Regions from separate parts of the Homo sapiens genome. Here region 2 is linked to region 1. The links are chromatin contacts, found by Hi-C or POLR2A ChIA-PET in ENCODE. All regions are on one chromosome and are shown on one strand. The core of a region is the stretch at or near the end of the contact, and the rest is flanking DNA. Distances in the headings are between cores, read along the strand shown.

Region 1 (3,994 bases), core at 507-3,006:
TTCTGCTCTCTTTGAACTTCCCAGCACAGGTGGGCAGTAAATGTGTGCAGCCATCCTGCAGAGCAGATGCAGGGGGTGCAGGTGTGGGGCCTCCATCGTTTTCCTCATTGTTTCTTTTCTTTTTCTTTTTCTTTTTTTTTGAGACAGAGTCTCTCTCCATCACCCAGGCTGGAGTGCAATGGTATGATCTCGGCTCACTGCAACTTCTGCCTCCCGGGTTCAAGTGATTCTCCTGCCTCAGCCTCCCGAGCAGCTGGGATTACAAGCGCCCACCACCACAACCAGATAATTTTTGTATTTTTAGTAGAGATGGGGTTTCACCATGTTGGCCAGGCTGGTCTCGAACTCCTGATCTCAGGTGATCCACCAACCTCGGCCTCCCAAAGTGCTGGGATTACAGGCGTGAGCCACTGCGCCCAGCGTTTTCCTCATTGTTTCTAAGCTAGGGAAGTTAGGAAGCGGAGAGAGTGCACAGAGGGAAGCCAAGATGTTTCATGTGCTTGGCGGCAGCTTCTGACCTCCATTCTGTGGGGAGACGGGGTCTCTGGAGCTCGCTGCTGGGCTTCGGGGGTTGACCGGACCCCAGCGCCTCCTGGAACAGCTTAGGACAGTGGAATTTCAGTTGCCTGCAGGGCTGCCACTCAGATGCCCGCAGGGCTGAGGAGCTCCTTCCTGCTCCTCTAAAAGGTGGCCCAGTGAGCCAGGTCTTCCATGTTTTAAAGAGAAGCTGGAAAGCTGAATTTTATGTGAAGTCTCCTAGTTTTAAGATGTCAGTTCAAATGTTTGTAAACTTCTGTGTTTCTAGTAAGACACATCGTACCTGGTTTGGCCCACTACAATCAACTGACAGCTTTGTTCTGGATCAATCTAAAGTTGATTGATGCATTTTTAAAAGCTGATGCTTTTATTTCTGCCCTCCAGCTGTATATGTAAGTCAAAGAACAATTAAGATACAAAACTGTGATTCAGTGTTGCAACCCACGTAGAAGAGAGTTCAGCCTTAAGGTTTAATTTCTTTCATCTTACAAAATAGGGCATGGACAGATAACCTCACCATGAGTTTGTTCAACGTTTTCTTATGAATATGAATACATCATCCTTTCCATAAGACATTTTAAGGCATCCGCAGGAAAATGTCATGTTAAATATACATATCCTTCATGACTACAAATGTGAAAGTCATCCCTACGTTTGTACCGTATACAACCTGAACAACTACACATGGCAACCCTAGGTATGGGTGTCTCTGTCCAGCCCAGTCCAGCCCTAGGCTGCTTTGCAAGTTACCTGAATTATCTACTTCTTGGAAAATATACCTTGTATTTGCCCAGCTCTTTGTAGTCCACAAGTCTCTCTCTATTCATTGGTTAATTTAATTCTTCATGACCCAGCAATACGTTATTATGCCTATTTTATGGATAAAGCAACTAATTCTCAGGGAAGCTGAGCAATCTGTGTATGAGATTACAGAAGTAGTTACAGGTACCGTGAAAGGCAAATCTGTGCTCTGACCTAAGGGGTCCCTGGAGCTGATACGCTCCACCCTGCATGATTTGGTGCATCTTCCTTATCCTTTGGGCAGGTGGGTATCCTCACCCCTACCCCAGCACCTACAGTCCACCCTGGGGGTAAGCTCCAGTCCCTCCCAGTGTGCTGCCTGGGGTGACCAGGAATCAGTGTTCCAGCGAGCAGTTAAAGGCCTGGCTGAGCCAGCTCACAGGCGCTGAGCACAGGTGCTTTCGCCTTCCACGTGCATCTCACACACGGGGCTGGGTGACACCCAGGAGGCGAGCATAATCACTACACACATGCCTGTGACCTCCTGTCGCCTGTGACCTCCTGTCACCTGTGACGACCTCATCATCTAAAAGCTCTAACTCAAACTTGTGCAGGAATCTTGAAATTCTTGACCATTTTTTTAGGATCTCAGATATTAAAACAATTTTCAAACTGCCATTAGCCTAAGGGGTTGCAGGTGATTTTTGAAGGACAGAGTAGGTAAAGAAGGAAGTACCTTCCCCACGCCCCGCTTTCTTTTTATAGTAGAATTCTTTACTATTTTACAGCAGACATTTTGTTCCCATGATTGGAAGACTTTTACAACCAGGAACATAGCCAGTTTTATTTTCTTTGTTAGTTTTATTGAGTAGTTTATCACTGTATATTTACATATGACATTGGTTATTGGCAGATATAGGCTCTCCAGATCCCTAACACACCAACACAAAATGAGCTTATTAGTCACGGTGATAACGGAAGCCACGCAGTGCCTGGGAGGCAGGAGGGCAAGGTTGGAACCCCCTGAAGATTGGAGTTGGGATAAAGTGGAACATTCCCTGTCGAGGGGTCGAGGGGTCGAGGGGTTGATGAGGAGTGAGTGTGGACCATGTTGCACCAGCCCAAGCTTGGTGGAAACAGCCAGGCAAGGGGTTTAAGTGAGAGATTCAAAGAATCTTAGAGCACAAAGTTGCTGCTTTCCATTGAAGAGCTGATGGGTCTTTCTGGAGGTTTCCATGAGAAATTTGCCCCATTCCATTTACTGGGGCTGGAGTCTCCTGGAACGACTTTGCCAGTCACGTGAATGGAAACGGTGGAAGAGCAAAGTCTCTCCTTAATTACACAGGGAGCTGTTTGCGGTGTGAGGCACAGGTGGTTTAAGCTTTCATTTCTGGTTTTGTTTTTTTTTTTTTTGAGACAGAGTCTCACTCTGTCACCCAGGCTGGAGTGCAGTGGCGCAATCTCTGCTCACTGCAACCTCTGCCTGCAAGGTTTAAGGATTCTCCTCCCTCAGCCTCCCGAGTAGCTGGGATTACAGGTGTGTACCACCATGCTTGGCTAATTTTTGTATTTTTAGTAGACAGGGTGTCACCATGTTGGCCAGGCTGGTCTCAAGCTCCTGACCTCAAGTGATCAACCCACTTTGGCCCCCCATAAGTGTTAGGATTACAGGCCTGAGCCACTGCACCTGGCCGAAGTTCTTGTTTCTTAAAGGACAGATTGGCTAAAGCAGCTACAGTTTCCAAAAACCAATGGGAAAAATGGGCACTTGTGTATTTGAATCTTTAACTATATATTTATAAATATAAATATATATTTAACTATATTTATATTTATGTATACATACTGTATATATGCCTGTTTGTACACGTATGTGTATACACATGCATACACACATACACATATATGTGCATAGATAATTAACTTGTTCTCAGCATGTTACATATCCCAAAATCTGGAAGTAGAGGTGCTCAAGTAGGATGAACTATGTTGCTCCTTGATCAGTTGGTTTGCTTCCTGACCAGATGTTGGGAGTGATAACAGCAGGCTCACAGTGTAGTGCTTCTTTGTCCCTGAAGAAATGAAAGAGGAGTGACCTAGCCATCTGCGACGGGCAGCCACCCCAGGGTCGCTCCTGTTCAGCACGGAAGCTTGTCGCCCCCATCCCTATGGATCTGCGTGTTTCACGGACCCTTTGCTCAGTCCCTCTTTAGCTACACTTCATATTTGTTTCTCTGCAAACACAGAGATTCAAGGGTTTTATGAGCCTTCCTTTGGGCCAGCCATTTTCAGGAAAAAACAAAACAAACAGAAAACAGGTGCAGTTCCCTAAGTGGACTCTCTGACTGGGCAGCGGGGTTTTGGGACTGGGAGGAGATGGAAGGGGCAGGGGCTGGGTAAGTGCAGCAGCAGAAGCAGTGCCTGGCCGTCAAGGCTTTGGTAGCCCCAGAGTGACCCAGAGCCTCAAAGGCGTTTAAGCGTGAGCACCGTGGGAGCATCCGAGATTGCCCGGTTGGCTTAACTTATTATTATTATTTTTTTTTGAGACGGAGTCTTGCTCTGTTCCCCAGGCTGGAGTGCAGTGGCACAATCTCGGCTCACTGCAAGCTCCGCCTCCCAGGTTCAAGCCATTCTCCTGCCTCAGCCTCCCGAGTAGCTGGGACTACAGGCGCCCGCCACCACACCGGGCTAATTTTTTTGTATTTTTAGTAGAGAT
Region 2 (4,126 bases), core at 569-3,068, 79 kb before region 1:
CCCCTAGGACTGCCATGGCAGAATATCAAACACGTTATAGCTTCAAACAACAATTAACAACTAGTATCTCATCATTCTAGAGGCCAAAATCCTAAAATCAGGGTGTTGGCAGGGTTGGTGCCTTCTCAGAGCTCCGAGGGAGAGACCACCCCTAGCCTCTCTCCCCGCTGGTGGTGGTAGCTGGCAGTCCCCAGCATTCTTGGTGTGTGGTTGCAGCCTTCCCGTCTCTGCCTGCCTCCTCACATGGCTGTCTGTCTCGCTGTGTCCTCTCTTCTTATGAGAACACCAGTCTTTGGATTCAAGGCCCATGTGGGTATTCCAGGATGATCTCCTCTCCAGGACTTTAAACAACTGCATCTGCGTAGACCCCATTTCCAAAACGGTCACATTATGAGGTTCTGGGTGGACACGAAATTTAGGGGAACACTATTTGATCCATGACAACAGGGAATCCTTATGTTTGAGAAAAGGCAAAATAGGACAGGCAGGACTGCCCTACCTTTGTCAATGTTGCTGTTTGCAAAAAGGGTCTCTTACACAGTCCTATTCTAGCCTGTTTTCCTGTGTCCTGGAAGAACAAAGGTACTTGCCAAGGCCGCTCTTCAGCCTTGCTGGACCCATGGTCCCTCCACAACCCATCTCGGTGTGTTGGGAGGAACTACAGGGGTGCAGATGAGGAAGGACCTGGGTCTCCTGCAGGCCTGGTGAGCCGACTAGTGCAGGGTGTGCCCCATCTCTCTTCTTTTGCTAATGTCACCACGTTCCACAGGATGTTGGCAGCAAGTACAGTACTGGCAGGGTAAAAGGGAAGGACTCCTGGGAACAGAAAGGGCCAGTAGGCTTTTTAATTTTACTTTATCTTTATTTATTTATTTTTTGAGACTGAGTCTTGCTTTGTCACCTAGGCTGGAGTGCAACGGCACAGTCTCAGCTGGCTGCAACAACCGCCTCTGGGGTTCAAGCGATTCTCCTGCCTCAGCCTCCCTAGCAGCTGGGATTACAGGTGCCCACCACCACGCCTGGCTAATTTTTGTATTTTTAGTAGAGACGGGGTTTCACCATCTTGGCCAGGCTGGTCTCAAACTCCTGACCTTAGGTGATCTGCCGGTCTTGGCCTCCCAAAGTGCTGGGATTACAGGCATGATCCACCACGTCTGGCCCCAGTTGGCTGTTTAAAAAGCAGTTCTCAGCGGGGCGCGGTGGCTCACGCCTGTAATCCCTGGCTCGTGGGCTGCCTCACTGCAGTCTCTGCCTCCACCTTCACGTGCCTTTCTCCTGTCTCTGTGTCTGTCGCTTCTCCGGAGTCTTTGGACTTAGCGCCCACCCTACTCAGGTCTGACCTCACCTCACCTTGATTCCATCTGTAAAGGCCCTGCTCCCAAATAAGGTCACCTCCAAGATACCGGGGCTTAGGACTTGGATGTGTCTTTTTGGGGCCACCATTCAGCCTGCGACAGTGGGGAAGACGCCTGCACACAGGGAGAGAGCCAGTGCCCGCCTCACCCCTCAGCACATGGGGCCATTTGCAAAAACCAGAGATGTTCCAGGGGAAGGCGAGGAGGAGAACGGACACCCTCTCAGGGAATAGCTGTGAAACCTCAAGCGTACAGAGCCCCACACTTCCTTAACTGGAGACTGAGAAATCCCAATCCAAAACATCCCAAGAACAAAGCCCGGGGCTGCTGGTGTCTTCTCCCCGTATCTCAGGTCAGGCTTCCACACGCTTCAAATCCGGGCCAGCTTGCTTTTAACCCCTGCCGGCAGTGTGTGCGCCCAGAGGCCTCGGCTCCCTTGGGCTCCTCCCCAAAGTCAACAGGCTCAGGTTGCAGGGCCCTTTGTGCAAGAGCAGTCTGCTCCATCAGGTTACAGGGCTCTGTGTGCAAGGGCAGCCTGCTCTGCTCACCCACGGCCGGCTGGGCCTGAGGCTGGCCCCCAGCCACTGTACAGGGGCTTTGGACATGCGCCCTGCACACAGCTCCATCCCAGCCCCACTGCCCACTTGGAGCCTGGCACCTCCAGTCTTTGCCCGCAGGCCTTGCGTGAGCAGCCCGAGCTTGCCTGTAGCCTAGGAAAGGGGCTGGGCTGACGAGGGGAAGAGATTGTGAATGGGAGTCTGGAAGGTCACCGCAGTGGAAGGCGGTACCACCAGCTTCAGAGTCAGCCTGGAGCCAGGTTCTAACCCAGCTCCGTCTCTTTCTGGGAGTGGAAACTCGTAGCCACTCAGTTTCCTCATCTGTAAAATGGGATAACGGGAGCAGCCCTCAATAGGGTTGTGGGTTACAAAGAAAACATGAGGCCTGGCTGTCAACAATTGATGGCTGTAGCTTTTATTACGTTAATGCAAAAACCACAATGACTTTTGCACCAACTTAACTTTATCCTTGGCCTCACATTCCTCATTTGCAGATGGAGGAAAACAACCTCCAGACCCGGTCCAAATCCTGCTGCGGCCTCCACTCCCGGGGCGATTATGCTGTGCCTGCTCTGAACTGGCAGGCACAGCTGGTCTTCACTCGTTTGGGACACCCCAGTCCCCAAGGCAGCTGAATCCCTCTCTTCCCTGTTCCTTTAGGGTCAGCTCCTGGCCTGAGGTCAACCTCCTGGGCTGGGAGCCGGCACTGGGCACTGGGCTCAACGCGAGGCTGCTGCCGTTGACAAAGTCTTGATGCTTTTTGAACAAGGGACCCGCATGTTCGCGTTGAACTGGGTCCCCTTGAATCAATCATATGGCTCGTCCCGCACTGGCCTAAAGGGATTCTAGAGCTTCCCTCACTCAGAAGCCAGGACCCTGGTCGGGTGGGAGGAGACGAGAAAGAAGGAAGGTTGCCCTAGCTCCCAGGGAGGGGACTGCAGACCGGAAAGCAGGGAGCTGGGGATGGAAATGCTCAGATTCCCTGTGACACATCAGCAGGATGACTGGGCTTTCATCCTCCTGGGTGGGACATGCCTCCCTCAAGCCTTGCTGCTGGGCACATTATCTGTCCAACATGAAAAAGAAGAAATGAGAAAAAAAAAGAAAGAAAGAAGAAAGAAGAGAGAGAGAAAGAAAGACAAAGAAAGAAAGAAAGACAAAGAAAGAAAGAAAGAGAAAGAAAGAAACAGAAAGAAAGAAAGAAAGAAAGAAAGAAAGAAAGAAAGAAAGAAAGAAAGAAAGAAAGAAAGAAAGAAAAGAAAGAAAGAAAGAGAAAGAAAGAAAGAAAGAAAAGACTCAGGCTGGGTGCGGTGGCTCACACCTATAATCCCAACACTTTGGGAGGCTGAGGCGGGTGGATCACCTGATGTCAGGAGTTCAAGACCAGCCTGACCAGCAAGGTGAAACCCTGTCTCTACTAAAAATATAAAAATTAGCTGGGCGTGGTGGCACGCACCTGTAATCCCAGCTACTTGGGAGGCTGAGGCTGAAGAATTGCTTGAACCCGGGAGGCGGAGTTTGCAGTGAGCCAAGATTGCACCACTGCACTCCAGCCTGGGTGACAGGGAGCGACTCTGACCCAAAAAAACAAAAAACAAAAAACAAAAAACAGAAAAAGAAAAAAAGAGAAAAAGACTCAAACAGGGCAAATTCCAAAACCTGGACTGTTGCTCCAGTTTTTGCACTGGGGGGCGCATGAAACAAGGAGCATGGATGGCATCTTGGGGAGTTTTGGCTCTGCGGGGAGAAGGAGGTTCTTGGAGGGGTGGGATGGGGCCGGGGGAAAGACTCTAGTTTAGAGCCGAGTGGGAGCCTCTCACATTGGGGAGGTTGCTGCAGCCTCTTTGCTGAGTCCTTAAGGGAACTGCAGAGCAGACTATGCTCAAAGGTCGTCACGGCAGGGCAGGCCTCGAGGGGGCCCCACAACTGGGTCTCTGACGTCACCCCATGCAGGCTGGCAGTGCTCCCCTGGGGGCTGCCCACTATTCCCTCCTTTTCTCCTGGTCTTCCTTCCTTGGCTCTTGAGTGCCACTGCCCATGTAGCCACGCTGTGCCCAAGGGGATGGCCCGCCCTCCCTGCATCACCCCTATTGGCCCCTTGGCCCCTGTGGTAAAGTCCACCGTTTCTACCCTTTGGTCCCAGGCTCTGCATATTGTCCCCCTCCATGCCTCCAGCCTGTGGTGCTCCAAGACAGCCAAGAGACCCCAGGCTCA

What was found. A loop is a pair of places that touch in the nucleus more often than their neighbours do. ChIA-PET counts read pairs that join two places held with the same protein, here RNA polymerase II (POLR2A).
Region 2: a loop to region 1 is called in a map of Caco-2, with 4 times the contacts of the local background. The contact joins two enhancer-like sites. A Hi-C loop is called at or near these places in 4 of 168 maps with a recorded cell type or tissue (Caco-2, Calu3, GM13976 and 1 more). POLR2A ChIA-PET finds 5 or more read pairs at or near these places in 6 of 52 experiments (Caco-2, H1, MCF 10A and 3 more).

What each region holds. Positions count from the first base shown.
Region 1 is chr21:41,524,638-41,528,631 of GRCh38, reverse strand. No RefSeq gene overlaps it. Among named protein-coding and RNA genes, the nearest start is that of TMPRSS2, 18 kb to the right of the region's middle. RefSeq lists enhancers at 1,848-2,339, 1,207-3,209 and a cis regulatory region at 1,219-2,647. Within about 2 kb of position 1,756, at least 7 of the 41 ENCODE cell types and tissues checked have a DNase peak (open chromatin) inside an H3K27ac peak, as active enhancers do.
Region 2 is chr21:41,603,448-41,607,573 of GRCh38, reverse strand. It overlaps the pseudogene LOC124905060. Among named protein-coding and RNA genes, the nearest start is that of PCSEAT, 25 kb to the right of the region's middle. RefSeq lists enhancers at 1,388-2,263, 2,264-3,140. Within about 2 kb of position 1,818, at least 2 of the 41 ENCODE cell types and tissues checked have a DNase peak (open chromatin) inside an H3K27ac peak, as active enhancers do.